Regions from separate parts of the Mus musculus genome. Here regions 1, 3, 4, 5 and 6 are each linked to region 2. The links are chromatin loops, found by intact Hi-C in ENCODE. Cell type or tissue: left cerebral cortex. All regions are shown on one strand. Region 1 overlaps Cfap43 (cilia and flagella associated protein 43). Region 2 overlaps Stn1 (STN1, CST complex subunit). Region 3 holds the start of Sfr1 (SWI5 dependent recombination repair 1). Region 4 has its middle 4.8 kb from the start of Cfap58. Region 5 overlaps Slk (STE20-like kinase). Region 6 overlaps Slk (STE20-like kinase).

Evidence for each region. Hi-C counts contacts between places; a loop is a spot of excess contacts. Peaks named below come from ENCODE experiments on the same cell type or tissue, not always from the same donor. Only the 100,000 strongest peaks of a DNase experiment are listed, where the experiment ranks them.
Region 1: it touches region 2 in a loop (3-fold over the local background); 11 of 42 quality-filtered maps call a loop at or near these places.
Region 3: a loop joins it to region 2, with 9 times the contacts of the local background. A loop is called at or near these places in 17 of 42 quality-filtered maps.
Region 4: a loop joins it to region 2, with 3 times the contacts of the local background. A loop is called at or near these places in 6 of 42 quality-filtered maps.
Region 5: it touches region 2 in a loop (5-fold over the local background); 14 of 42 quality-filtered maps call a loop at or near these places.
Region 6: it touches region 2 in a loop (4-fold over the local background); 14 of 42 quality-filtered maps call a loop at or near these places.

What each region holds. Positions count from the first base shown.
Region 1 is chr19:47,793,646-47,798,645 of GRCm38, reverse strand. It overlaps Cfap43 (cilia and flagella associated protein 43), which reads left to right. Exons shown (of 38, transcript NM_027559.2): 10 at 1,457-1,537; 11 at 2,895-3,043. Among named protein-coding and RNA genes, the nearest start is that of Mir8090, 41 kb to the right of the region's middle. In left cerebral cortex, a CTCF peak has its summit at 3,078 (motif pointing right); a DNase peak (open chromatin) is centred at 3,076.
Region 2 is chr19:47,504,753-47,509,752 of GRCm38, reverse strand. It overlaps Stn1 (STN1, CST complex subunit), which reads left to right. Exons shown (of 10, transcript NM_175360.3): 9 at 1,875-1,947. Among named protein-coding and RNA genes, the nearest start is that of Gm19557, 5.7 kb to the left of the region's middle. In left cerebral cortex, a CTCF peak has its summit at 2,471 (motif pointing left); DNase peaks (open chromatin) are centred at 1,444, 1,811 and 2,430; H3K4me3 peaks cover 1,662 bases; H3K27ac peaks cover 1,242 bases.
Region 3 is chr19:47,728,468-47,733,467 of GRCm38, reverse strand. It overlaps Sfr1 (SWI5 dependent recombination repair 1), which reads right to left and starts at 1,712. Exons shown (of 4, transcript NM_026377.2): 1 at 1,647-1,712; 2 at 480-838. The coding sequence starts at 1,659. In left cerebral cortex, CTCF peaks have their summits at 885, 1,088 and 1,994; DNase peaks (open chromatin) are centred at 1,320, 1,842 and 2,688; H3K4me3 peaks cover 1,986 bases; H3K27ac peaks cover 1,146 bases.
Region 4 is chr19:47,930,366-47,935,365 of GRCm38, reverse strand. No RefSeq gene overlaps it. Among named protein-coding and RNA genes, the nearest start is that of Cfap58, 4.8 kb to the left of the region's middle. In left cerebral cortex, a CTCF peak has its summit at 2,912 (motif pointing right); a DNase peak (open chromatin) is centred at 2,924.
Region 5 is chr19:47,610,957-47,615,956 of GRCm38, reverse strand. Slk (STE20-like kinase) reads right to left here. Exons shown (of 18, transcript NM_001164639.1): 3 at 4,334-4,382; 4 at 3,906-4,055; 5 at 689-761; 6 at 357-551. Among named protein-coding and RNA genes, the nearest start is that of Gm16068, 6.2 kb to the right of the region's middle. In left cerebral cortex, a CTCF peak has its summit at 2,298 (motif pointing left); no DNase peak of the experiment used is centred here.
Region 6 is chr19:47,625,241-47,630,240 of GRCm38, reverse strand. Slk (STE20-like kinase) reads right to left here. Exons shown (of 18, transcript NM_001164639.1): 12 at 4,757-4,936. Among named protein-coding and RNA genes, the nearest start is that of Gm16068, 21 kb to the right of the region's middle. In left cerebral cortex, no CTCF peak of the experiment used is centred here; a DNase peak (open chromatin) is centred at 2,626; H3K27ac peaks cover 489 bases.

The DNA of each region.
Region 1 (5,000 bases), 290 kb before region 2:
GAGGCAGGAACAGACGAGAGGAGGTTTCTAAGGCAGAGAAACTGTCCATGGGAGTCATTACAAACTCATCAAAACTCTCAGAACGAGCAACACAAAGATTGAAGGAGCCCCGATGTAAAATATAGATTTAACCAGTAGCTGTATCAGTGTGGACTTAGATGCTGAAGCCCATGTCCAGGTCTGATGCAGCTGCTAACAGTGGAGCGCTGTGGGAGGTGGAGTGAGGGGAGGGGGTCTACTGTACTTTCTGCTCAGAACCTCTATAGTCCTAAAATATTCTAAAAGTAAAATGATTTTAAAACAGCAATATATAGCTTGCTGTTTCTAGGCTTCATCATCATCATTAGGCGATAATCCCATTAAACTTCTAGGGGCTTTTTCTTTGAAGTATGACTGTGGGGGAGTGTTTGTGTGTGTGTGTGTGTGTGTGTGTGTGTGTGTGTGTGTGTGTGTGTGTGTGTGTGTGTGTGTTTTCTGCATGTGTGGCTGTGCACGCCTATGTGCCTGGTACACGCAGAAACCAAAGAATATATCAGATCCCTTGGAACTGGGCTGCAGAGTGTTGGAAACTGCCCTGTGAACATTGGCAACCAAGTCTTACTCCTCCAGAAGAGCAGACAGTTCTCATTGAACCACTGAGCCGTACATCTAGTCTCCCATCTCACTGTTCCTAACCTAGTTACTATAGTATCTAAATCCTATTCAAGGTAATTCGTTTTATTTCTTAGTTTTTGGTTGTTTGGTTTTGGTTTGGGTTGTTTTTTTGTTTTTGTTTTTTGTTTGTTTGTTTTTTGAGACAGGGTTTCCTCTGTGTAGCTCTGGCTGTCCTGGAACTTGCTCTGTAGACCAGGCTGACCTTAAACTCACGAAGATCTCTCTCTGCCTCCCAAATGCTGGGATTAAAGGCATGTGCTACCACTGCCTGGCTATTTTTTACATCTTTATTATTTATTATGCATTTATTGTGTGAGGGGGGAGGGAGAGGAGGGGGGAGAGGGGGAGGGGAGGGGGAAAGGGGGAGGAAGAGGTGTTAACTTGGGGGACTTGGTTCTCTTCATCTACCATGTGGATCCCTGGATCAAATTCAGGTCATCAGGCGTGGTAGCAAGTGCCTTTACCCACTGAATATATCTATACTTTGTAGCCCTGACGGGCAGGGAACTCAGCATATAGACCAGGCTGGCTTCAAACTCACAGTGATCCTTGTCCTCTGCCTCCTAAGTGCTGAAGATAATTGTTTTTAAAAACACAGAAGGCACCCAGGTATGATAGTCTGTGCCTGTAACCCTAGCACAATTAATCCTACCACAATGTAATCCTTCAGAAAATAAGAGTCACTGTTGAATTTATAAATGACAATAACCTATAGAAACAGTGTAGCTTTTAACTGACCCCCAGGTGAACATACTAGCTGCTCAGCAAGTACTTGTTCGGTGTATCTGTTTTCCTCCTACAGACACTCACTAGTTCTGGGGAAGTTTCCACTGTATCACTAGAAGACTGCAATTGTACAAGCAGGATTTTCCTGAAGACTCAAGTAAGTGTGTCCCATAAATCCATGCTTAAAATATCTATTCTGCCTCCACTTGCCTTTCAGTGTTCACATCCAGTGGTCTTTGGAACTCCTCCCTGCTGTGCTGTTTCACATACAAAGGTAGAGTTTAAGAAGCCCCGATTTAGTCACACCCACATGCCACGGTGCCAAGCTCACATCACTGCGCCGGGGCGTAGGGAACCAGAGGCCTCAAAGAGTATCTCTCCAGGGAGTACTCCCCATGAATAAGAGCACAGTCAATGCTACCCAACAAAAGCTCAGCCCCGAAAGAGGGGTCTCATTCATCCCTCTGAGCCCTAGGAATAATGGGACAGGGGCTTCTCTGTGGGTATCCAAGGCTTTCATAGAAGGACAAACACCCACGATATCTTTCTCAATATGCCATTGCCTCTGCAGAATCCACAATACATTTTGCATAAGATAATATAAAAAAATATAAAGACCTGAATAGTAATAGTGCTGAATTTCTTCTTCCTTTGCATCTTAGAAGGTAGGGAAGTTCCAGTCCTTCCCTCCTACAAATTAAAAATCTCAATTATAAAATACTTAATACCAAATACCAATTACATAAAACATGACACTAAGCAAGTACCATGTCATATAATATTGCAAGTTGCAATTACAAGTCCCCTCCCTGAAAAGTAACAATTTCTATTAGAATTTCTAGAACTAAAGGGGCATTACACACCATCAGACCCATCAGAGATCAGGTCTCTGTTTGAAAACAAGAAGCAAGTATCTAACAAAACCCCGGGGGGGGGGGGTTGTATAACCAGGACTTAACCTGTTCCTCCTGGACAAGGCCAGATACAGCCACTGACTGAAGGTCTTGGCCAGCCTTCACTGAGCTCCAAACCAGGTCTGAAACATGGGTGTGGTCCAGCCTGTGCTTAGAGAACCATTTCTTTATGGTAGATCCCACTGCGCTACAGGGAAATGATCGTTGGAAAGACCCAGTGATGCTGGGGCCCAAATGTCTCTGCCTCTGCTGTAAGTAGTTCCCTGTGAACACTTGAGGCAGGGCTCCCAGAGAGACCAACCCAGCATCACCACGGCCAGATGCCCACACTGCCACAGCATCGCTTGATGTCACCTGTAAGATGGCATAAGGCTCCCTTGGCTACTGCTACTTAGAGAAGCTCACTATAGCTCTTACAGAGGATGCTTCCCCAATTATCAACTGCTTAAGCAGTTGGTCAGATTCAGGGATGTTGACTTTCTGTACAGAAATAGCGACCCAAACAAAGCTTTCGGTCTTTTCAAAAATTCTATGCTCCAGCCCGGCAGGCTTCTTGTATATGGAGCAGCCTTCATTCTCTGGGGTTTTTTTCTTAAACAGGCAACAGCTCTGGCGTGCTCCCCTTCCTCGCCGACAGCTGCCGTGGGGACGGTGGATGGCTATGTCTACTTTCTGAACATCCTTGATGTGGAGTCCCCTCAGATGATCCACCAGGCCTTCCTCTCCCAGTCACCAGTGAAGATAGTGACGTAAGCATCATCTGCACTAGCCACGCTATCATCAGACCTGCCTGTAGGGGGCGCAAGTGAAACACCCTTGCTTTTCAGTACTACACATTTGGAACATTCACTCTGTCAGCATTCAAAAAAAAAAAGAGTAAGAAGGCAGGTAGTGGGGAAAGTCCCTCTCACACAGTTCCCTCCCAGGAGCAGCCAATTACCAACTTCCAATCTCCCTTTTCAAAGACGGTCTTATGCACAAGTAAACAAAATGACCAGGATTTGTGTTCACTTTCACGGTCTTCAAATACTGAGAGCAGGCTGGCAAGTGTGCTCTTGTATGCGGGTGCACTGAAGCATGTGAAGGTCAGAGGTCAACCTTGGGTGTGTGTGTTTCCTAGGATGCCATCCACCTTGGTTTGGGGGTGTTTTGTTTTGTTTGGGGGAGTGTCTCTCACTGGATCTGGAACTCGCCAGTTGGGCTAGGCGGGTTGGCCAGCGAGGGCCAGCGATCTCCAGTTCCCCAGTACACATGCCACTGTGGATTTTTTTTTTTTTTAGGCACATTCCGGGGCTCAAACTCAGGTTCTCATGCTTGAAGGAAAAGAACTTTATCAATTGAGCTGGCTCGCCAGCCGCACCGGAGAATGCTCAACATTCGCGTTAGAGAGGAGTCTCGTCCTTCTTCTAGATGGTGGTGGCACAATATTCCATTATATACACAGTTCATCTTTTTTCTCAAGCAGTACATTGATGAACATAAAAATTATCCCAAGATTCTCAAAGATTCTTCTACTATTTTGAACATTATTATACAGAGTGATGAGTTTCCTGGGCCATTTTCATGCTTTGTTCTCATCCACCACCACCACCCCACTCCACCCTCCCCCACCCTCCCCACCCCACCTCTCCCGGGCCCCTTGCTCCACCCCTGCCCCACCCCATGCTCCCTTCCCTCCCCTCTCCCCCATGCTCTGCTCTGGTCCTGGTCTGGGTCTCCTGGCTCCCTCCTCTCCCGCCCCTCCCCACCCCTGCTAAGCTCTCGCCCATCTGCCCATCTCCGTGCTTAGCTTGCCTCTCTCCCCTCCACTCTCATGCTCCTGTTTCCCCTTTTGCTGCCTCACAAGATACAAGATACGGTTTCTGCTTTCACAGTTCATTAGCCTCACTTTTTTGCTCCCCTGGGAGGCAGAGACAGGTGGATCACTGAGTTCAAGGCCAGCCTGGTCTACATGGTGAGTTCCAGGACAGCCAGGGCTACACAGAGAAAAGTGTCTCAAGAAACAACAGCAACAAAACAAAAGAAAAAAAAAAAGGAAAGAAAAGAAAAGAAAAAGAAAAAACAGACAGTTAAGCAAACAATGCAGATTTTGTCTTTGTGAGTCTGGCCTATTTAATTTACTATGACACTTTCCAGTGCCAGCCATTTTCTTAAAGATGTCATGATTTCATTTTTCTTTACAATCATTTCTCTCTCTTTTTCTTTTATTGAAAATCGACTTTTTCAAATATATTCTCATTACAGTTTCCCCACCCCCAACTCCTCTAAGAACTTCCCCACCTCCCCCAGCCCCACCCCCCATCAGAGTCCACTCCCTTTCTGACTCCAGTTAGAAAAGCAAACAGCCATCTAAAGAATAATAATAAAGTAAGATAAAGACAAAAAGAAAGCAGAATAGGCAAAATGAACAAATAGAAGAAAAAGAGCCATAGAAAGAGAATAAGAACCACATAGAGACAGAGAGGCACACACACACACACACACACACACACACACACACACACACACGCACTCACTCATACTCACATGTACACACACTCACATACTCACACTCACATGCACACACACACATTCACACACACTCACACATTCACACACACTCACACATTCACACACACTCACACACACACATTCACACACACTCACACATACACACACTCACATGCATACACACTCACACACATGCTCACACACACACTCACACAC
Region 2 (5,000 bases):
CAGCCTGCAGTGCCACCGTCTGTCCCTGTGCCCGTGTGTCCCGGCACCTGCGAGTCTGCCTCACTCTTTCTGACCAGGAGTATTTACCAGAACTTTCTAGCCATTCCTTTGTGACGGACGGACGGACACTACGGTTGTACGACTTTTGCTGTCACAAATAGTGTTTCCTGACTCGATCTGTGTGGCTCTCTGTGTGAATCTGTGTTGGTATTTCCAAGGACGGCTCACGCAGGAGAGCGCCCGGAGCAAAGGACACTTTAGTTAAAGCTTTCAGGTAACTCCAGTCTGCCTCCCTGAAGGCCTTGCTTGCCAGCCTCCCTTCTGAGGAACGGGACGGCTGCTTGCTTGCCTCCATCTTTTCAAGGTAGAAGTCTGCCTCTTGCTGCATGCCTTTGATGTTGGAGGCAGTAAGCTGAGAGAGGACCACTCGTGTCCAGAGCGGAGAAGTGGCTTCAGAATAAGATGAGAGCTCTGGAGACAGGCTGCTGGGCCTGCCTGCTTGCAGACTCGCTAGAGGTCTACTTAGCAGGTCATTTCCTCTGTGGAGAGGCCCAGGTTTTATTTATTTAAGTAGGAGGGGTTTTCCACAGTGTTGAGAGGTAAGCCAGTATAACACAGTGCTGTCCACTCATCCCGGGATGGGAGGGGCCAAGCAGGACATGGCGGCCATTGTCACACTAAGTTCAGCTGGAGCCCTCTTAGAGATTTGTGCCTCCTTCTGTTCTGGGTTGGCTTCTGTGAGGGTCTGTCTGTAGAGAGCAACCCTCCCTGGGAAGCAGCCAGGGCAACTGCAGCTGCCCAGGGCGAGGTGTGGCAGGGTTGGGCACTTCCTCTTGTGAATGAATCACCCTGAGCTGGAAGGGGTAGTCAAACAGGAATAGATCCCACGGCCCCTTCTGTGGCTGACCCCTCCCTTCCACTCATCCCTGATTTGTGGCTTTCCTTTCTCCTGAAGCCCTGCTGGGGACATAGTTACAGCAGAGCCCAGAGCTCTGTTTGCACCCATGGTTGACCTTCACACTAATCTTGTGAGTCCGAAGTCATCAGGTCTCACGGGCGGCCATGGCTGTTTCCTGTACCCAGTTCTTCAGCTGTGTTCCCATGCTTAGACTTGGCTCTTCCTCCTTCCTCTTTCTTCTCTCCTTTTACACACTCCTTCCTTCCTTCCCTCTTCCCCTTTCTTCTCTTCCTCCCTCCCTCCCTCACCTTCTTTTTCTTTTGCTTCCTCTCCCTCCCCCCCTCTCTGCCTCTCTTCCCTCTTCCCTTCCCTCTTCTCCCCTCTCTCTTCTCTAGTGTTATTAAATTTACTGCCTGTAGCTGAGGGTGAAGCCTGCTGCTAGTTGAGAAACATGGTTGTGGGTGTGCCTACAAGAGCAGAGAGCGTTTCTGTAGATAAGCTGGATTCTCTAGCTTGCTGGCTTCCCCATGCCCATTTCTTCTTTAATTCTTCCTTGTGCTTAGAAGAAGAGGAACTAAAGAAATATAAGACAAGAAGGGGACCGAGAGGAAGAAGGCTGGGACAGGGAGGAAACTTTGAACCTGCGGGAGCTCCTTCAAAAACACTGGGCAAGGAAGAGGAGTGTCTGTCTGAGTGGCCACAGTGTAGAAAAGGGCAGTTGCCCCTTCAAGGCACAGGGTTCCAGTTATGCTTTCCCTTCTGGCCCCAACAAACCAGCTCCTGAGAGAGCTGTGTCCTTAGGGGCAGAGCGGAGCTGCAGCGGCCACCACGCATCAGAATCACTGAGGGAGGGCGTATGGGGGAGGCTTGTCGTTGCTATGGGATTTGTAGAACCGCCTCGAAGGCTGGTCTTGAGTTCTGAGTGACACACTGCTGTGTTCTCAAACCACGTTTCCTCTCTGGATTCTCCTTTTAGGTAACCACCAAAGACAAAGACCTGCAGCAGAAGATCTACCACATCATTAAGGAAGACTGTCAGAAACCAAACCGTAAGTGTTTTGTGATGGTGAGCCGGTGCGCCCAGGGTTCCTTCCCTCCTAGACAGAATCAGGATGCTCTGTCCTGACTCAGGAGGGAGACAGCCAGGGCTTCTGTCCTCCGAGACTCATTGTCCTCTCCTCTATGTCGTGTTGCCTGGGCAGAGGAGTCAGCATGTGGGGCTCCTTTAAACAGCCCTGGGGTGTCCGGTCCTGTAGGGATAAGCTGGAGGCCAACCACCAAGCTCTCCCTGAGATTCGGGCACACTGAAGTGAACCACCACGCTCGGCTCTGAGATGCGCTCGCTGCTTCTGGTCCCTGGTTTGTCGCCCATGTTTACCACTGCCTCTGAATGTAATGTCAACATTCACTCTCTTCTCAAACATCAAGGCTTTTCAGTTTCAGGCAGGACGGCTCTTAGACATTACAGTTCATGAATAACGAAATCCAGTCATCTCAAGAAACCCTTGAGTTATAAATGAAATGGCTTAGAAAAATAGTGCCGGTTTGTGGAGTTAGGTCGGCCCCTAGTGGCTGGACACTCAAACTACATCTAGTCTGATAACTCGCATATCAATTCACCCTAATTACAAAGAAAGCATCCGTCTTATCATGAGTCTGTATGAACTTGTGAGTCTTCAAGGTGACCGTCCAGAGCCTGGCTTTTGCAAACATATGCCAATGACAAATACTTATGTCACCATGATCCTAGGAGCAGAAAGGGTTGTTAGCCCTGGGTCCCCTTCCTATTTTTATTCTCTCTGGAGAAGTCTTTCACTCCTTTCAGACCCAGAAGGAAAGGCTGGGTCTACAGACAGGTAGAGGGAGGCCAGGTCATCTACCCTGTGGTTTAGGACCCAGTGAGATCAGAACCAATAGGGTGCCACAATCAGACAAGAAAGAAAGAAAGGAAGGAAGGAAGGAAGGAAGGAAGGAAGGAACGGAGGAAGGAAGGGAGGGAGGGAAAGGGAAGGAAAGAGCGAGCCCCAAAGCAGTCCTGTTACGGTAGTAATGGATGCTGTTTGGCTCATTCGTAGCAGGGATGGAGCAGCACAGGCAGGCATGGTCGCATGGACCTGTAACCCCAGCCCTGGGAAGGCCGAGGCAGGAGGTCAGCCAGGGTTAACACAATGAGATGTGCTTTCTTTCTCCCCCTGCCCATACCCCTCTATTTCACCTTTCTTTTTCCCTCCCCCTTCCTGTGTGTATGTGTATGTGTATGTATGTATGTGTGTGTGTGTGTATGTGTGTGTGGTATGTGTGTGTGTGTATGTGTGTGTATGTGTGTGTGTGTTATATGTACCTGGTGTATGTGCATGGAAATGAAAGGAAGACTTTAGATGTCCTCTATCCCTTTCTGCCCTTCTCTCTCTGTCTCTGTCTCTCTCTCTTTCTAAAAACTGCTTTATTTATTTATATTCCAAATCTTACCCTCATTCCTGGTCCCTCCTCCAAGAGTTCTTCACCCCCACCCCCCACCCCACCCCTGCCTCTGAGCGAGTGCTCCCCATCTCACCCTCTCACTCCCCCTACCTTACCTTTCCCCCCCGCAACCCTCCTTCCCTGGGGCACCCAGTCTCTACCTGTACACATCCTCTCCCATTGAGGCCAGGGGCCATGGACCAGGCCATGTATGCTCATATATGCTCACTGGTTGGTGGTTTAGTCTCTGGGAATCCCCAGGGGTCCCAGATACAGTTAGTTGACACTGTTGTTCTTCTTGTGGGGTTGCCACCCCCTTCAGCTCCTTCAGTTCTTCCCCTGTCCTATTCTTTTAAGACAGACTTGTCACTGAGCATGGAGGAAGGCTGGCAGCCAAGGTGCTCCAGCTGTTCTCCTGTGCCTACCCCTCCCTCCCCACATTCACACAGTGCAGGGGTTACAGGCGCTCCTGCAGCCGTGCCTGGCTGATTTTACATGGGTATCAGAGATTTGAAATCTCAGGTCCTTAGGCTTCCAAAACAAGGTGCCTCTCCAGCCCACAGACTGTCGCAACAAAGCAAAACCAATAGGCAGCCTCTCTGTCTGCTGCTTTGTGAGAGCCTCAGCCAGAACGGATGGTCCCAAAATGCCATTCCTCCACACTGAATCCCAGGCCCCTCAGCCGCCGCATTCTTAGATTGATGCACATTGGGACTGCAGCGCTTTATAGCCTGGCACCCGTAAAGTAAACGAAAGGGGTCCACACTCCATCCTCGGAAGGAGTGGCTCCGTGGGTGGCAGTGCTTGCTCTGAAAGCCTGATTATCAGAGTTCAGGTCCTTGGAACACACAGAAAAGTTGGGTTCAGTGGCACACACCTGTGTTCCTAGCACCCCTCTAGCAAACTGGGAGGCAGGTACGAAGCTCATGGGCCAGGCCAGCTAGCGTGGAACACACAGTGCAGCAGCAGAAAGCAGCAAGATGGACGGCAAGAAGCAGCTCCCTAATTCATATCCGTGCCGTGGCACGTGCACACATGCACCCCAATAAAATATTTAAAAGAGACTTAAAAAAAAGTGACAGGTTTTATATACACTGGTTGGTCAGCCCCTGCCCGGGCAACTGAGCCTACCATGGTGGATGGCTCTGCCACTGTCTGTAAGTTGTGTGAGGGGGACCCTGCAGGCAGTCACAGCTGGCAGGGAAGCGAACCAGGAAGAGGTGAGAGTGAAAACTCAATTCAGTTTGGTATCATCAACCTGGATCAAACCTCGGGGAGTCTGGTGCCAGGGGGTTTACTGCCAGCATTCTTTAAACCCAGTGTAATTTTGGAAAAGAAGTTTCCAGGTATAATACAATCCCCGGTGCACAAGGTATAATTACATTGAACCTCAACTCAGGGCACATGTCATTTCTTCCAAGAAGACGGGTTCTGGAGATGGGCTACATGTATTAGCTTAAGGGTCTAGGGGAAGAGCTGGTCTGCTCATAGAGGTAGTGGAGAGGTCATTTAGGCTATTAGCCACCTCTGGTCCTGGTTATGAAAGCTTGGGGGAGCCTTTGGCTATACAGATATTGTAACGGTCATTTAGACTACTAGGTATCTTTGGTCCTGGTTGGGGGAGCCTCTGACTGTACAAGTC
Region 3 (5,000 bases), 220 kb before region 2:
TCAATCTATTAAAAATAAAGGCTATATGCTTCTACGATAGGTACAATGGATGGCTTTCTGTTTCCACAAATCTCATGCGAGCATCACCAATGTCTCTAATATCCAGAGGCTACCTATAGTCTTACTTTAGCAAGGTTAACTAAAATAGGACTGAGACACTTCGCCTGCCACTGGCAGCTAGTATTTGCCTGATAATACTAGAAATGCTTCAGAACTATAAACTAAGGAGAAGACCTGCTACCAAAGACTTCCCCCTAAGAAATACTGTACAGATTCAAGTTTCCTTGGTTTGGAGCATCGCAGTAACCTCATAAGAAATTAAACAAAATGAACCGATTCAAGAAGAAAATCTTGGCAGTTAGAAAGGTATGAGCTACATATTAATTCACACTCCAGTAGCCTTAAAACTGGCACTATCAGAATACTCTGGAACAGAACAGATGGGGGTGGGGGATAGAGGACAACACAGATATCCATACTTGTTTTCCTGAACTATTCGAATGGGGTGATGGTGGATTCTCCCTGGGCTGAGGAGCGGCAGGTGAAGTCGGGGGTGATGGTGGATTCTCCCTGGGCTGAGGAGCGGCAGGTGAAGTCGGTGGTGATGGTGGATTCTCCCTGGGCTGAGGAGCGGCAGGTGAAGTCGGTGGTGATGGTGGATTCTCCCTGGTCTGAGGAACGGCAGGTGAAGTCGGTGGTGATGGTGGATTCTCACTGGTCTGAGGAGCGGCAGGTGAAGTCGGTGGTGATGGTGGATTCTCACTGGGCTGAGGAGCATCAGGTGAAGTCGATGCTGAATCTGATGAGTTTTCCATCTTGGAAGTGAACTCCTGATTTCCTTATCAAAAAGAAAAGACGCGAATGATAATCAAATTATCTCAAAACAGACCTCAATTTTTCTGAACAAAATTTTCTTCAGTGAACTAAACACCAAAAATAGTCAGCCATTTCTTCCAATTACATGTAGCTATAATTTATTCTAATTCTTCTCATATTTTCCATTTACCTCTCCACATGGGGAAGTAACCAAGTCCTGTTTCTTTCACGACAAATAAACCAGCTAGTATCTCACTGTCTTTCTTTTTTTCCCTTCAAAACACCCCCAAAAATTTGCGTTTCAGGAAGGGGAACTATAACTAGTCAAGAACTTTAATTTTTGTTATAATTTCGTAAATAAAAGCAATACAGCCTGAATCTTGACTCTTAAAAGCTTTGCGCCTAGAACCAAGAACGAGTCCCGAGGTGTCAGAAAGCAGCATCTGCCCCTTTGGGTTTACTATGGTCAAAGACTCCGCCCTCCTCCCCAGCCCCGTCCATCTTCTCCACAAAGCCCCGCCCACTCTCCCTCCCCCTTTCCCCTCCCTCCTCACCACAGAAAGCCCTCCCCCCGTCCCCGCACCCCACTCAGCTCCCCCTTTCCCCACCCCGTCCCCCCACCACAGAAAGCGCGCTCCCCCCAGCTCCCTTCTCTTCAGCAACCCCGTAGCCCTCCTCCTCCACTCCTCCGCCTCCCTCGCCACAGAAAGCCCTCTATCCCACAGAGCAGGAGGCCGAGCTCCCGCGACGCCGGAGAGAGCTTCTCCGTCAGATACCCAGACACCCGCAGGCCTGCCGCTCAGGCCAACCCCAGGGAGAAAGCTCAGTACCTTCCTCAGCCATGCTCACAGCGGCGACACACCGTACACACAGCCAGCGGAGCGCCCGCAGCCCACTGACCTCGCCCCGGGGGCGGAGCCTCACCGGAGAAGAGACGTACGATTGGCTAGCTTGGCCGGAGCAGGCGGATGTGCTCCGTACAGCTCCGACTGCGCGTGCGCGGCGGGCCGCGGGCCTGGGCCACGGGGCGGAGCGGGGCCTGGCGGGAGGCGGGCGCGGCTCGTGATTGGCAGGGCTGGCCGGCGCGCTCCAGGGCTCGGCTACGCGCGCGCGGCCGCCAGCCGTGGGGTGGCGTCCATGGAAAAAACGATGTTAGGCCCTTGGAGGGGCCTGAGGGGGGCGCGCTTCCGCTCGCCACTGCCTTTGGGAGTTGCGGTGCCAGCTGCCTTCCCGAGCAGCTTCCCTGGTGGGGTTGGGGGCGGGGTGGGTATCGTCAGGGTGGCGCGCCCGAGAGCACCGCCCTCTGGCAGCGCTCGCCCCCTGGCAGGCTCGGCTTTCCCCACCGCAAAGGCTTTTCCTCAGACGTGGCAGGGCCGGAAACCGCGGGGCCCGCTCGGCTCCCTGCTGGCTCGGAGTCTATGTGGGTGTCTCTGCATAAACAGTAGAGGGCATCCCCAGCCTGCCTTGCGGACTCGCCCCCTTATTTTGGTCTGTGCCCACCTCTGCTTGGCTTCACATGTTTTGGTCAAATCTGAGAAAAAAATAACCTAAGGAAGTGTATTATGGCGCAGAACAGGAAGCGGGGCGCGGTCGATCCGACAGGTTCGGACTAGAATTCAGATATTTGAGAACTAAACCCCTTGCTTGATCCTGCCCCCCCCCCCCCGAGGCCCCTTGCTAGACCCTGGCTCGACTCCTGGGGGTGCCCCTTGCTAGACTCTGGGGGGCCCCCGGGAGGCCCCTTGCTAGACCCTGGCTCGACTCCCGGGATGCCCCCTTGCTAGGCTCTGGGGGCCCCCAGGAGGCCCCTTGCTAGACTCTGGGAGGCTGCACGGCCTTCTAGTGTTCAGGATGTTCTGTTGCTATGCAACAGCAAAATGAACTAGCTTGGGTGGAGCCGTGGGTGTAGAGAAGTTGAGCTAACTTGTGAGTCACTGGGAAGTTTGTAATAAGGGACAGCTCTCTTTCCGAATATCTGCTAATAGTGGCTTTAAAGTAACCCGAAAGAACTGATTAGACTCCTAGGCGGTCAGTTAATAAATACAGAACCTAAAGGAACTTAATGAGGTGATTAGATCTGCAGATGTTGCAATTGCCTAGATTAGAGTCCTGGCACCACGGTTTCTTCTTTGGTTTGTTTTTGTTTTGTGCAATGGAGTGTAGTGTGGCCGTGGACCTCAGTTCGATGGCTTGGTAAATGAGAACAATATTCACCTCCTAGAGACAGGGAAATTCAATGATAATGTATGAGAGGCAGCTAGAATCATGCAAAACACCAAAGGAACATTTAGTCAAGCATATTCGTCATTCCCTAATTGACTTAAAGCAATGTCTCACAAGCTTTTATCCCTTACCTTTCCCAAAAGCACGGATTTTTAAAAGAGTGCTATGATAGCTAAAAGTCCACACAACTTAAGCCATAAATACCAGAAAACGTCAAGCCTTCACATGTGACCATTAATAAATTAATGTTCCACTCCTAAATGTTTAAGAAACAGCAAGAACAGAATTCATTACTTGGGGACAGGAGGTTGTTTTGTTTGATGGTTTTTTAAGACAGGGTTCCTCTGTAACTCCCCTGGTTGTTCTGGACCTTGCTTTGTAGCCCAGACTGGTCTGGAATTCACAGAAATCCTCCTGCCTCTGTCTCCCGAGTGCTGAGATTAAGGGGAAGGCAGTAGAATGCATGATTTTTATGGTACAAGTGTTACTCACCAACTCACAGATCAGTCTGTGAAATCATTTCTTCTCATTTTTTCCTTCCTATGAGTTCTCTCATTACAAAAAAGGGCAGACTTACCTGCCCTGACACTTGAAGCACAAAGCACACTTCATATTCAGGATGCCTTGAGGCGTAAGGGTGAGTTGTTTTTATAAGTCTAAAATCAGCTGCTCCCAAATTCTTTTGTTATTACAGCCTAATCTTAGAGCTATGCTTTTACTGACTACATAAAGGAAAACAACATCTTGCCTTGCAAATGTTCTGACTTGTTTTTATATGAAACTGATGTATTAAAATAAGACTGGCCAAGCTTTCCAAGGACCTCTGAACTAGCTCTCAGGAAAACCTGTTAGCTCGGAAATGTGTGTCTGTTGGCCATTCTCTCTTCTGTGTGCTGTGTCAATGGTCTTCCCATATGTTTGTATTTTACTTCCCATACTCAATTTAATGCAAAAGATCTGGAATATGTATAAATTGCCCCTACACAAATGGAGACACAGCTCTGTGATAGGATGCTTACCTGCCATTCATGAGGCCCTGGGTTCGACCGTTAGCTTTAGGGTGGGCGACGGGGACTAAAAGTAACCATTATAGTTTCCATGTGTCTTTAGAGAAATATTTTCATGTCTTTAGTGACCTGAAATCTATTTGCCTACAAAGAGTTTGGTATTTGTCACAGAGGACATTTTTATTTTCGTATGAAATTTTCAAGTAGTTAAAAGTGCTTCCTTGTGAGCCAGGGAACAAAGACTCCTTACCCTACCACAGAGAACAATGGGAGACTTGTCCTAGGATTCAGGGATAATAGTAATTAATTTCATCCGAAGTCAGACTTTCTCTGTGTTTTTCAGTTTCTTCGATTCCCAAGGCTACCGTTGACTCCATTATTATTCACCAGGGAGTGGTAAAATGTGTCTTCCATTCAAACTGTTGATGGGTGATGACACGGACCTAGGAATCTTTATGAAGGTTTGGTTTATTATTCACTTTTAAGTGTAAGAAAACAATATTATATAGTCTTTCTCCCTCTCCCTCCCCCACGCTCCCTGCCTCTCTCTTTTTCCCTGTGCAACCATAAAGGTATTTTAAGCACAGTTGAAATGTTCAGTCGATTTCTTTTTCTTCTAACCTTGCAGCTTTCGCAGTTTTTATATCCTAGCATGAACTTAGGATAATTTATTTCATAGACTTTTCTATATTGACAGAAACTTTGTCTCATGAAGACATAGCTAGTATCCAAAGGATTTTTTTTCCCCTTAAGATTGTAAACTTATGAGTATAAACCATTTAGGTGAAGAATTAAATAAAACCCACATGATAAAGTTGATTTACAGCACAAAAAGAATTCAGTAGGTGTTCCTAACTATTTACCCGGACATTTTCTTACTGTATGCAAATGGAAAAACACCTTCAAAAGCTCTTGTCTAGGTTTCTCTTGCCAGTGGCATCTTACAGACCTCTG
Region 4 (5,000 bases), 430 kb before region 2:
ACTGAGGACTGCTGTCTTTTTTTTTTTTTTTTTCACAGAACCGTAGTCCTAACTTTTGGTTCACCCCTTTTATTTACTTGTCTGTTTGCTCTTTCTCCATCAGTTTATCCTACAGGCCTCACCAAGTTTACCTGCTTGCATGCAGTTCTCAAACCCATCTGCATGGCACTGGAAAAGAGACAGATCTCTTAATGGAAGCACGGTATGAAAAGCGCACGTCTGAAACAGCTGTAAAAGGTTTCCAAATGAACACAGCCAAACATGGAACAGGCTGAGCTGCCTCTGACAATGTTTACCTAGGTTGTTTCACGCGACTTCGCTGCACATTGGTTCTGAATGAGCCAGACCCATACACGCCATCGCATTAGTGAAGTGTGAAAACACATTGTGTCGTGTCCCACTCGACCAGCAAGAAAGACGCAACCACCGGTTCTTCTTAATGTAGTTTACTCAGGCAGCTACTTATTTTAAATCCCCCAGCCTCTCTAGTTACAAGTGCTTTTTTCCACTCCAGCCACAACCACGCCCCCACCAATCACCACAGGTCACATCACCTCACCAGGCAGGCTTGCTCAGCCAATCAGGGATTAAGGGCGGGCCATCCGCCAAACATGGGCTTGTTTACTACCTGGAACAGACTTCCATCCTGCTGACCAGGAAGTCCGGAATGGCTCCTACAACATAGCATGAGGCACCTGAGAATTTAATGTTTTCAAAACCTATTTTTTTTAATGATGGTTCTTAAATGTTTTAACCTCCCTTGTCGTCCACCACCCACCAGAGGTATTGGGAAAGAAAGGATACAGAGGAATTGGACCTGTTTAGAAAGGTCCTTTGAAGCAACTCTTGTCTGTGTTGTCTGGAAATCGGCAGTTTAGTTCACAGGTTAGCAGTGGCAGCTTGATCCATTTGCGAACGCTTCAGGGATATGACAGCAGTCCAGTTCAGTAGAGTTGGGATAGCAAACATGAATCAGCAGAGGTGGCGTGACCTAGCACAAACAACCTGGCCTCAGCCTCAGCAGGAGGGACCAGGAGGAATGCCAAAAGAAGTTCTTAGCTGTACCTCTCTCGGTGAATCAAAGATCAGCGAAGACAAGAGACCAACAAGCATCGCAAGCCTAGCTCAGCCTCCATCACTGTTGGTAGAGTCCTATTTATATCCTCCAAACATTACGTGTTCTCCTGGGATCTTGCATCAGCACACACTTCTGTCTCAGCTGGCATCACTCTGCAATCAGCCCGATCCTCGGAAGTGGCAAGAAACTGCAGCACACCACCAGAAGTTCTTGGTGCGTTTCTCTCTATAGAATTCCAGCAAATGGAGCTCAACTACGCAATGTGGGCAGACCAACACATGCGTGTCATTAGCAAAGACTCCTTCAACACATGTCCTTTCACGTGCTTACTTTAGCAGAACATCCTTTCACCTGTGTCTGCTTCAGCTAAACATTCCTTCATGTGTTTGCCCCAGCAAAACAACAACACCCATGACTTTCCAAAGAATGCTGAAGATTCCATTTCAGGCACATTAACTCATACTCAAAATTAGTATCCGTTATAGCAGGGTTTCTACTGTACATGGAAGGTTTCTAGTCTCTTTTGTTTTGTTTTTAGTGTGCTTTGTTTGGTTTGTTTGTTTGTTTGTTTGTTTGTTTTTGGTGGCAGGTTTTCTCTGTGAATTTCTGGCTGTCCTGAAACTCATTCTGTAAACCTGGCTGGCCTCCAAACACTTGCCTCTGCCTTGAGAACTGGAATGAAAGGCATTCACCCCACCCCCACCCCCACCCCCACCCCCACCTGGCCACAAGGTTTTCTATTCTTAAAGAAGCATAATAATATAATTATTGAGTAATTTTTAATATTTCCCTGCCAGCATTTCTCAGCATGTATCACAATAGTGTCTCTTTGTGTTAGAAGATCTGGTTTTTAAAATTGCTATTTGAGTTTCATTTTTTGTTTGTTTGTTTGTTTGTTTGTTTTGTTTTGTTTTGTTTTGTTTTTGTTTTTCAAGACAGGGTTTCTCTGTGTAGCCCTGGCTGTCCTGGAACTCACTTTGTAGACCAGACTGGCCTCAAACTCAGGAATCCACCTCTCTCTGCCTCCCAAGTTCTGGGATTAAAGGCATGTGCCACCACACCCGGCCTGAGTTTCATTTTTTAAATTATTAAGTAAATTTTGACTTGAGATTAGGACAGAATTGCCAGCAATTTTCTAAGTGGCTTATAACAAAATTTTGGCATTTTTAAAACTTCAAATGTATGTTTGGTAGCATTCTTAGTATTGGTGATTAATAAGACCAGAATATCAATCAACTCTGACAAACACTGAAGGTATTTTAGATCCTTCCCAGTACTAAATGTTAGTCAAAATTAGCTAAATATAAAAAACCACCAGCATGCAACTTTGCTTTTGCCTTTAAAATATGGTAAAACTAAAAGCACACCTCAGAAATATTTTAAGTGAATTTCTTTTTGACTCATTGTCAGTAAATGTTTGACATGTAACCTAATTTTTACACTTATATACCAAGGGACATGTAAATTTTTCTTGGGATTATGAGTAGAATTTTCTTTAAAGTCCTGATTTCAGGCATGCCCCACTCACAGAAAGAACAGTAGGGACTCACAGGCTGTAGACACAGTTATTCTGACAACATGATTTATGATCTGGGAAAAACAAAGATCCCAAAGTGGGCAGTCAGGGATCCCCACGCAGTAGAAAGACGTGTGCTGTGTTCAGATCACAGACGAGCTCCAGACCAACATCAGTGTGGGTGGGGAAATGGATAATGGATAGATGAATGGATGTAACAATTCAGTTTATGATAGAACAAACTGATTCCCCATTTTCTGACCTGAGAACTAGAGTCACTCTGTTCCCCCGAGTGTTGCAGTAACACAGAGAACACTAGATGGCATCGTACTACAGAGAGTCCTCACCTTTCACAGCCTGGAGGACCAGCACCCAAGAGAGCATTGTACTAATCCCACTCCTCCTGTGCACACTTATTTCCCGAACACCTACTATGTGCCCAGCCCTATACTACATATGATGAGAGAGAAAAATACAAAAGGAGCTCAAGTTTCCCCAATTGAACCCAAAAATAAAAATGGTGTGGGCTGCCTTCCCTCCCAAAAGACTCTTCAGAACAGTCAAAGGTAGGCATGGAATGAGAACACCAGGGTGCAGGGCCCTGTGTGCCTTGGACCTTTGACCTTAGTTCCTTGAAGATGTGAAGTGTGGAACCCTCAGCATTTTCTGCCTAGAATCTGGGACCACCCCCATCCCAAGCTAGCGTGTTCCAACACATCCTACCTTCAGATCTCACACCCGCAGTCAATGCCTCCCTGGCAAGAATTCCCATCCCCTGTGTTCTACTTCGTAGACTATCTCATAATGGGAACAGATGATCTGATCATGTACATGGTTAATCCCTATCCTCCTCGCAAGGCAGTTGAACGGCAAAAAACCAACAATCATCATATAAGCCTTGCTTAGGCTTGTACTCAGTTGTGTTGGGCCTGATTTGTCACAAACACCACACACACCCCGGATGATATGTTGACACTCTAACCCCTCATAGCTCAGAACGAGATTATATTTAAAGGTGGGGCCCTTAAGGTTGTGAAGCAATCTGGTCATACAAGCAGGAGCAAGCACAGATACAGGAAAGCCAAGAAAGTCCACTTAAGACAGCAAACTTGCTGACACCTTCATTTTAGACTACTAATCCCCAGTATTATGAAGAAATAAATTCCTGGTTTTCAGGCAGCCTGATATATGGGCTCCTTGGTCTCTTAGAGGACAGAACCAATTCCCAGCTGACTAGTGTGTGAGGCATGTAGCTCTAGCAAACAATGTATCCAGCAACGCTGCAGAGTAAGCAAACATCAGAACACTGCAGAGTAAGTAAGTATCGAGTGAATGGCTACAGAATGACTTCTCAAATATGAAAGACAAGGATGCCACGGGAATAGGAACGGAGGTCGAACTTAAAGAATAAGGACAGAGACAGGGGGGTGGGAGGAATAGAAGAAATCCAAACTACAGGCAATAGCATGGACACATGCCAAGACAGCTGCAAAAGGCCTCCTGCAAAAAGGGCGGGATCTTAGACTCCGGAGGTGGCTCAGTGCTTAAGACCACGTGCTCTCTGGGAAGACCAAGCTTGGTTCCCAGCACCCAGATCAGGAGAAGCACAACCACCTATAGCTACAGCTCCAGGGGATCTGGTGCCTCTGACCTCCATGGACTCTATACATGTGTGCGAGCACACACACACACACACACACACACACACACACAAATAGTAGGGTAGGGGTGAATGGTAGAGAGCTGTCGGAGAATAGCAGAGAAGTTGCCACAAACTCTAGGACCAGTGACAGTGGTGAATACACCTATTTGTTCTGCGGGATAGCTCAAATGTGGGCACAGGCTGTAATCCCTCTGCAGAGCTCTTCGATTAAACCTGAATTCAACAGCCTCTTAACAGCACCCTCCACGGACGGACGGACAGACTGGACGGATGGACGGACGGCTCAGCTATGTTCATAGCACAGCAGCAACTGGCAGTATTTATCATGGAGAGTGCTGTCCTCATCAGAGACGTCCAGTGAGACAAGAAAATGAACCTTCAGAAGAGCAGACTCTCTAGCTTGCAGCTTTCCAGCCCGAGAGGCAAAGCAATAGCAAGCCACGGGCACTCACTCTTCAGTGGGTCGTGGAAGTCCTGCAGGCCATTAGAGTCTGCCCCACCCACCGGCTCCTTTAGACAAGTAACTTCTACCAAGAAGTGCAGGGGGTTCTCCACAAAGCCAGATACTCTCACCTGCTCAGCCTGCCTCCCAGGGCTGATTTTATTATATTTTCCTAGGAATCTGTATCTAGGGTCACGAGTTGTCAGCCAAATACTGCTGGAGCCTGAAACTGGGCATGCCACGGCCAGGAGAGGCTGTGAAAGACATACTTGGGGGAGAAGGAAAAAGAAAACTACAAAGT
Region 5 (5,000 bases), 110 kb before region 2:
CTGAGCAATCTCCCCAGGTCCTCAAGTCCTAGAAACAGACCCACATCAGTTTCCTCACTGACAGTCTTTGCGCCACATCCCCAAACTTAAAGACCCTTAGCAAACTAAAAGAACAGAACATCATGTTTTGGTTCTTTAAAAACTTTCTTTAAAGGCTGGAGAGATGGCTCAGTGGTTAAGAGTACTGACTGCTCTTCTGAAGGTCCAGAGTTCAAATCCCAGCAACTACATGGTGGCTCACAGCTATCTGTAATGAGATCTGATGCCCTCTTCTGGTGTGTCTGAAGACAGCTAAGTGAACTTACATATAATAAACAAATCTTTAAAAAAACAAAACTTCTTTTAAATTAGCTCACCATTTTGATGGCTGTGCTAATGTTGGGGGCTCAGATTTTGCAATTTTCAGCAGCACGCGCATTGGATTTAACTCATGATGAGGTGGCTCTATCTCAGCCATTTCTATTAAAGTAATACCCAGGGACCAAACATCAGCTTTGTAGTCATAAGGTCTGTCCTTTGATGTCTCACACATGACTACTTCAGGAGCCATCCTATAAAGAAAGGAAAATGAAAGTTAAGATGTTTAAATAATAGTCATTAAACTATAGTCAGGATAATGACTATGTGTGGACAAAGTAATTACTGCAGACACAACTAACAGTATAAATTCATAAAAATGAGTACCTACCAATATGGTGTGCCAATAAATGAATCCCTCCTTTGAATTGTCCTGGTATTTTTAGCTGATACTCCAAAATCCGCTTGAAATAAATAATCATACAATAATGTTAATGACAGCTTAAGTATGATGAACTGTATTCAATGGGGTAAAGGGGAGCAGGTCAAGTCTTCAGTGAGGCCTCCCTTACTGAAAGGTAAAAACAAAGAACTTCTCTGCCAGTCTAATTCTTTTTTTAATTTTGGTGTGTATTGTGCAGAGCACATATGTGCTCGTTTATGCATGTAGAGTGTGTACATACATGCTCACAGAGGCCAGAGGTCAACGTCCGGTGTCTTCTCCCCTAGTCCTCCTCATCCTACTTTTGAAACCATTCCTTCTTAATGAGCTTGGAGCTCACCATTTTGGCAAACCCAGCCTGGCCAGGGAGCACTAGGATTCCTCCTGTCTCCAGCACCCAGCACATGGGCTATAAGCATCCATCACCACGCCCAGCTTTTCCATGGGTTCTTAGGGTCCAACATCAGGACCTCATATACCACAACAGACACTTTACCCACTGAGCTATCTTGACCACTCTAATCCTAACCATCTTCTTTCTCGCATCTTTCCAAAAGATTGCTAAATTTCCCTTCATAGATATACTGAAAACCACCTACACACACTCAAATAACAAATAACAGCGATGATAAATTTCTCAGAATTGAATTGAAAAAACTGTCACTCTAAATTAAAACAATTATGTACTTCAAAACAAATGCCAAATGTTGCATGCAACAGTTAAATCAGTGAAGATACTTTCCTGTAGTGTGAAAAAAACAGAAATTATACCAAAGCAGCCTTTCTGACAGCAAAGGCATCATAAAACCACACTACAAAAGATGAGCGTAGCGGTGCACACCTGTGATCACAGTGCGTCAGAGGCTCAGGCAGCAAGACCAGGAGTTTAGAGTTACTCTAGACTACAGAGTAAGATTATCTAAAAATAAATAAATAAACAAACAAAGATAAAAAATAAAAACCCTTAATGATATTACAAAGAACACATGGGGAGCTTTACTGTTTCTGATTTAAGTTATAAAGAACAGTGCCATGGTAATTTCATCAGAGGTCCAGCCTACCTTTTAACCTTAGAACTCAGAACCAACTAATTATCTTTAAAACTAAATAAAACATTTTTCTGCTTTTGTCCCAAGTACACAACTAAAGAGAACCTCTTCTTATAAAACTGTTAACTTACAGTAATGAAGAATGAATTAACTAATTATAAATTTATCAAAAATAATAGACGAAAAATGATATAATTCATTTTGAAGCCTCTTTTAAAGAAAAAAAATCTGGGTATTGAGGACAAATAAGCTTGGGGTGCCCGTCTTGGTAGGCGCTTTCCTGGCACATGTGAGACCTGGACTCAGGACCCAGTAGTGAGAAAAGAGTCCTAGCAGAAATGTACCTGACACCTGCTTATAATGCAGCACAAAACAACTTGTTCTATCAAACTCGAGACGCATCAAGCCCCTCAAAAGCCTTTGCCTTATCCACGAACTCACTACCTGAAGGAAACAGACAGGAACTGAAATCACCACAGGATCAGCAAACGCGGCTGAAGGGGAGCCTCCATCTAGTGGCCAGACCCAGCGTTTAGATTTCACTCCTGCCTCCTCAAGGAGTCTTTTAAGAAACATGCTCCTAACCATCCAGTCACTGGGAATTTAAACCCACGTGTACACAGTGTATCTGTGTACATGCTGTGGACTTTGGAGAAGTCACAAACCACTGTGATAATCTTTCTTTGTTTCCTTTTTTGTCCTTCAAACAATCAAATATTACTCTCTTAGTTGGAACAATGCTAACTCGATGAGAATGCATGCTACTATGTAAAGAGAGGAATAGAGAAGAAATATGTAATTTACAGAGATGTCAAAAGAAAGTCAAAATTTATATGAGCAAATTCAAACTCTTGGGGATAAAAAAGGGATAACTGAGCCCATAAAGAAACAAATGAGTGGTGATGGGAGTCATCACAAATGTGGAAAGGGTGGGGTGGGGGCTGAGGTCAGATGAGCACATGAAAGACCTGGGGTGGGGACTGGCCCGGTCTAATGTCTGCACCTAAGTCATGACTCAAGCTTCACCAAGGCTCCTGTCTAAAACCTTACATAGCTTTCCTCGTGGATTTCTGTATCTCTTTATGGCACAACAAGGATAAAATTTAGCACCTCCCATGTCCAACTGCACGCTGTGACAATGTAGAATGAGATGGGTAGAATCACTGGAACCAATATCAACATGGCTTCTGAATAATTTTACTTTTTCCAAAAAAAAATTTGGACAGCACTGCTTGAAATTGTCCAGTTTAGAAAAACTTCTTAAAAGGCTCTATCTTCTCCTTGCATGTCCACGTGTGAACTTAGCTATCCTGACTAAAAATCTACATCTAATTCTGTATCTAATCTATAACTAATAAATGACATTCACCATTTATTCCTTTGATATGAAAGACAAAATTAAATGCTAATCCTTACACTTATTTTACTTTCAAACCTAAGGTTATGTGTTGGTTTAATGTGTATACCATAAAATAAAATAAGAACGGCATGGGGTGTTAGTGATAGAGCAATTGCTTAAGAAATACAAGGCTTGGGTGCTGGAGGTCCTGAGTTCAATTCCCAGCAACCACATGGTGATTCACAACCATTTGCAATGGGGTCTAACGCCCTTTTCTGGTGTGTCTGAAGAGAGCAACGGTGTACTCATATACATAAAATAAATACATAAATCATTTTTTTTAAAAAGAAATAAAAAAGCCACTTTATTTTTAAAAAAAAAGAAATATAAGGCTCTGGGTAGAACAAGTGGAACAAAAACATATTAGGTATGTTGTCATAAAGATAATTTTAGTCTAGCATTATATTATGTTCCAAATATAAAGCATTTACAAGTGTTCAATCTATACTCAAAAAACGTACAGGAGGAAATCTTGACTAGTGTTTTACAAATCCATGCTTCTGAACAGAACACGCCCTCTTTTACTTTCTTTCTAGGTGTCATTAGATGCATAGACTTAGGGACGCTAAGGACTGGCAAATGCTTAACCACTGCATTGCTTACAGGACAGCTGGCAGTCCTTCTCCCTGGTTTACATGTCTGGGTAGGCCAAACAGCAGCAAGTCATCCATTCCACTGTCAATCTCAGAGCGCAGATTCAAATGTTGAAATAACTTACCTAATTTAATGTCTCCATCTAAGGTAAAGAGAATATTGCCAGCTTTTAGATCTCGGTGGATGATTTTATTGTCATGTAAGTAATTCAATGCCTCTAATGTCTGCTTGCAGACTACTTGGATTTGGGATTCAGTTAATGGTCTCTCAAGTTCTATAAGGAGAAAGTAAAATAAATGTTTATATAATTAAGTATTTCTCAGCGCATCCCTCCACTGTGATCTTTCAAAGATGAAGTCATTTATTTTAAAAGAGCTAAATATCTACAAAAATTACTTTCCCGTCACAGACTTTCAACATCACATGATTACATTTATCTAAAATATAATTAAGTTGATTTCTTACTGTACTGAATTCTAAAATTACATTTATGTACACACAGTTGAAATTCGAGAACAATTTAAGAATCAAACAGAAAACCGAGATATTTACCAAGCATCACAGCATCCACTGCTCCCCCTGCACAGAATTCAATGAGGATCTGCACACAAAGGAAAAGTGTTGGTGATGACACCAGCTTTCGGCACTTAGCAAGAACACACAAATGGAAAGCCACTGGTTCATCTAGGCTATAGAAGCAGTACCATGCCAAACATGAAGGACTCCTTGTCGTCAGCTACTGGTCGGAAGAGACGCTCTTCTCAGAATTCACAAGGAGAAAATGGTATAGAAGTATGCCCCCCCACACACACACACCTTTCCTTTTTTCTTCTTTTCTGTTTTTGAGTCAGGTTTCCCTACAGTCTGGGCTAGACTCAGATCTGAGTCCAGACTAGACTCAAATCTGCAATGCCCCTGTATCTACCTTTAAAAGCTGGTAGGCATGTTTTACTACACCCAGTTATGCCCATTTTTTATAAATAACAATTTTTAATATCCTTTCTTTTTTAAAATTAGCAAGTATACATTGTGCAATCACTGTAATATTATCTATACATTTTAAAGATCTTATTACTGAAATATCTCATTACCTTCATCTTTCAATTAACTACTACAATGTTAAGTAACCAAATATATTGTCTATCATTCAATAAATAAATTCTGAAAAAAGCAGGCTTATTTTAAATTATTTTTAATTATCCTATGTGTATGTACCTAT
Region 6 (5,000 bases), 120 kb before region 2:
GTCCACATAGATGACTGACTGAAAGACAGAAAGATAGATGATAGAGATAGATACATAATTAATAGATAGACGATAGCTAGGAGAGATAATAGATAAATGATAGATATGTAGACGGATGGTAGGTAGGTAGGTAGGTAGGTAGATAGATGCTTATAAATCAGGTTAAAGTGGTGTTCTTAGGCTTACAAGCCACTTGAGTGGGTACAGCACCTGCTGAGGCTCCATATGACAACTCTTAAAAAATGTTATCCTCTTAAAAAAAACACAAATTAAAGAAATAGGAAAGAAACAAAGGGAGGGAAGGAGAGAGGAAGAGAGAAGAAAAGGGGGAGAAGAAGGGTGTGACAAGGAAAAGAAAAAAATCCTTCTCTTTAGTCCACAGGGAAGCGGCCCTTACCTTTGAGAAAACGTTCCTATGAGAAGTGAAAAACCTGGGGTCTGGGTGTCAAATATGGACCAGCTCTGTGGCTGTACAGCCATGATTTAACAACTCTAAAAGTCTAAAACAGACTGCAAAATTACCAGGTTTTAATACATTTATCAAAGAAATAAATACATTTGAAATGCTACATTCTAAACCCTTAAATTTACAGAAAGAATATACCAACTACTTTATCTTTCATGAGAAAATATAAACCTGCTCCCTAAATTACATGAAGTCATTAAAAAGGTAAGCTAAAATTAAAATATAGGATTACTCAATTCACTCAACAATAAATTCTCAACTCTTACCATTGATAGAACTAAAACCATCTTTTTGTCCTTTTTAAAGCAAAACTATATTGCTCTTATTTATCTAGCTTGAAATCTAAACTAACCAGAAGTATATGTGTAGCCAGCAAGGACTTCCTTTTCACTTTGTTTACAAAAAACACCCAGTAATAAACACAAAAGCAGATGGCTAAGCACGTGGCAAGCCTGTGTGCTATGTGGCGATCCACTGTATAAACCTGGAGCTGAGGTTGTCTGCACAGGAATCCTGGTTTTACCACTTGCCAGACATGTCAGTGTGTGACGGGTCATCCCACCTCCCAGGGCTTCTTCCTCACCTCTAAGACAGAGTGATGCTCACGTGAGACTGCAGCATCAGAAAAGTGTTAGGTACATGGCAAACCCTATGTCTGTCACCATTTCCTTCAATTAGTCATCCCGCTCCAGGACAAGAACAAGTGCCTCAATGGCTTATAGCTAGAAAAACAGTAGTTATATTCACCTGAGTTTATTAAAATTGTAAATTCTACAATCATAGTTCCCCTTTTTCCCACAGAATTAAAATATTATCAGCTCTGAAATGACAATAGGCAAACAGTAGTTTTAAAATATCTTTACTGCAAATGCACGTGCATACACACACACACACACACACACACACACACACACACACACACGTCACTCACACTTTAGTACCAGTCTATGACATGGTTCCTAATGGATTTTTGATACTTATGTATTTCTTTCTAGGATCCTACAAAGTCCAAAAATTTAAAAATCATTTGTTATCACATAAAACCACATTAAGACAATAATATATTGAGGTAACATGGAAATTTTGTTAAAACATTTATTTGGTTAATTCATCCATCTTGTAAAAAGAAAAAATATGCTGTTTACGTAACTGTTAGATTCTAAACCAAAAATAAATATACTAAAAATGTTTTTAAAGTTGATTATGTTGTTGATCTTTTAAAAAGCAACAATGTTTGATCTACCATTTAATAATAAAATTTACCATTTTTATTCTAAATGGTTTTCAAATAGTCATTCTTTTTCTTTTCTTTTTATTTTAAAAAAGATTTATTTATTTTATGTTTGTAAGTACACTGCAGCTATACAGATGATTGTGAGCCTTCATGTGGTTGTTGGGAATTGAATTTTAGGACCTCTGCTCGCTCTGGTAGGCCCTGCTTGCTCTGGTCAACTCTGCTCCGGCCCAAAGATTTATTATTATTCATAAGTACGATGTAGCTGACTTCAGAAGTCGTCAGAAGAGGGCGTCAGATCTCATTACGGGTGGTTGTGAGCCACTATGTGGTTGCTGGGAATTGAACTCAGGACCTTCAGAAAACCGGTCAGTGCTCTTGCCTGACCGCTGAGCCATCTCGCCTTCCCAGTCATTCTTTTTCTAAGCACAGGGTTATATATTACCCTCCACTTCTCTCCTAAAGGTCTTCTAGCAAGCACTGCAACCACTACTTAGACCCAAGCGCTTCCATCATGATAAAATCAGCAAACAGTAGGCATTACCCTAAGGCATTCATTTCTTTTATGTAATCAACTTTCTAAACATTTCAGTTATTCATATTAGCAATTTAAAGGTCACCAAGTATAAATTCAACATACTTAAGAAAAAAAAAAAAAGATGCTGGGTATCAACAGACGGGGGAAAGCTCAACACTAAATGGTGATTACAGCTAAAATCTCCTCTTTCACCCATGGTTTGCTAAGGCAGGAAGGAGAAAGGCTGCTCTCTGGTTGAGTGGCCTGCAGCTGCTGCTGTTACCTGAGCGTGCTGGCTCTGCGCAAGCTCCTCTTTCCTGCGCTTCGTGAGCTCCCTCCTCAGCTCTCTGGGGGCTTTCTCCACTTCATTCATAACCTACAGTACACAAGCACGCGGGCGGTGGGGAATGACACTTCCTCCACAGAAAGCGTGTGCGTGTGAGCAGAAAGCTACAGATCAAGACTAAAGCTGTTAAAAAGATTCCTTTCACCATGCATCAGCAGAAGCATTAGTTGGTGGGAAAGAGCAAAACTACAGAGCATGCTTAATCTCGGTGCAGAAAGAGGCAGGACAGCACACTTGCTTGACTGTGCCCTCGTGTATTCACCAGAGAAGCAGCGCTCACAGCACTATGGCTGAGAGGACAGCGATAGACTCAGAAATTACAGACGTACCTATCCAGATGTTTAGGACTAAGCACATGGAAAGCTAATGTCATTTATAAAGTGCAAACTTTACCACTGACTTGACAATACCAAAGGTAGAGTTCTAAATGATCCACTTCATGACAACAGGGTAGGAAAGGGAAGGGAAGAAGCAAGTGGGACTTCAAATCAATGGACATTAAGATTTTTCCATAAAATATACCATTTCATACATGGTATGACACAATGCATATAGCTGACTACTTTTTGTAGGATTAGATAACATTCTCTTTGGTGAAAACTGAAGCCAAGCTGGTCAGCTTTAAAAGCAGTAACAAGGAATCTTAAAGTTTAGTAAGCTATGATTTGTTACACTAAACCAAATATATTTTAAAATGAAGCATTTTTTTAATTCCTTCTTTTTTTCAAAAGCCTAAATGTGAATTTCACCCACCAAAAGCTCTATAGTCCAGCTCTGAAAAACAAGCATGTGTTTACAAGTCAAAGCACCAAAAGAGCCCAGATTCCAAATCACCACATGCCACTGGCAAAGAAAGAGACTGATTTTGATTTAACAGTATCCATAAAGTTCCCAACAGTAATTCTTCATGAAACCAAATCACCAATCAAAGCAAAAGACTCCCAAATTGCAAGAAGTTTAGCAATAAGGTAAAAATACACAATAAGATTATTCAGTATAAACACAACACCATCTCATAACTAGTGAACATCCAAAAATCAAAATAATAACAGTAACTACAGACGTATTCATCTAGAATTAAATCCTTTAATGTGATACAAAGATTAGCCTCTCAACAAATAACCCAGGATTTTTTTTCAATTAACAAAGATTTTTATCATTGTATATGAAGCAACTCTGTATAAAACATTACAACAATAAAACCAACCTTTTAGAAATGCTAACTACCACAAATAAAGCTGCATGCAACCAACATTTGACCTAAGGAAAGCATCAAGTCCTTGCTTTGCTGTTAATGCTCAGTTCCACCTCACTATATCCTTAAGAGTTAATAACACGCTGTCCAGTTTTCTTCTTAATCAAATGCTAAAGTCAGAGGCTAAAATCTTAGTAACTGGGACATGTAACAGAAGTAAAAATGCATTTCCTAGCTTGGTTATTGTCTTCCAACCCTAATAGAACTGACCATAGTCATTTTCCCCTGGGGTATTTATATCCCCAAAATGGAAATCCTTCACCTGCACTGAAGATGTAAAACAAATCATAAAATTGTTTCTGAAAATTGCTTGCCTGTATTTTATTTTAATCTAGGAACAAATGGACAATACATGGAAAACCTCTTTACTAGCTGATAATAATCAGCTACACAACATGGAAGTAGCTCAGGAAAGTCAAACCATTTTATAATTGCATAATTTTTTCCCAAAGGTATAATAAGAGATGCTATTTTGAATATCAAGCTATTCAGTTTTTGCTTGGCAAAAATGTCTTTAAAAAAAATCAATAAACCTAATGGAGAAAAATTCAAATGTCGAGTAAATTGTACATGATAATTCTGACTGCTACTAATAAATACCAGAGGTTAAGTTCTCTTGAAAACGTATTTCTGAAGAAGGCCCTAAATATTGCATTACTAAGAGGGGATGGCAGAATGCAATACAGCTTGGTCTGTATTTGAAGACTTAGTTCAAAGTTAAGTGAGACAGGCACTGAAACCTCTTTTATTCCCGTTTTCTTGGCAGCAAAATGAAGGTAATATCTGACTTCACTAACTGCCAGCCTATCATTGTTTGGAAGACAGAACAAAGGAACAAATAAATGAGCAGTGTTCTGTCCCCCATTGTTCCTAATGCCTCAGTCTGCAATTTGCATTTTAAAAGCGGCTGTGCTGGTTCCCAGCAGCGGCTCACTTACCTCCTTCTTGCGGTTTTTCAGCACATTCTGGAACTTGGACAGCTCCTTCTCCTGCTCTCCTTTGATGCGCTTGGCTTCGTCTCTCAGGCGGTTAGTGTGCTCTTGTTCTAGCCGTTCAATTGTCTGTTTCTGCTGCTTCTCTAAATTCTCAATTTCTTGGTCATATTGTCGCTTCTTACTCTGTAAAACAATGCAATCTATTCAAGCATTGTACAATTTTGAATATAGAAATACTTATTATAAA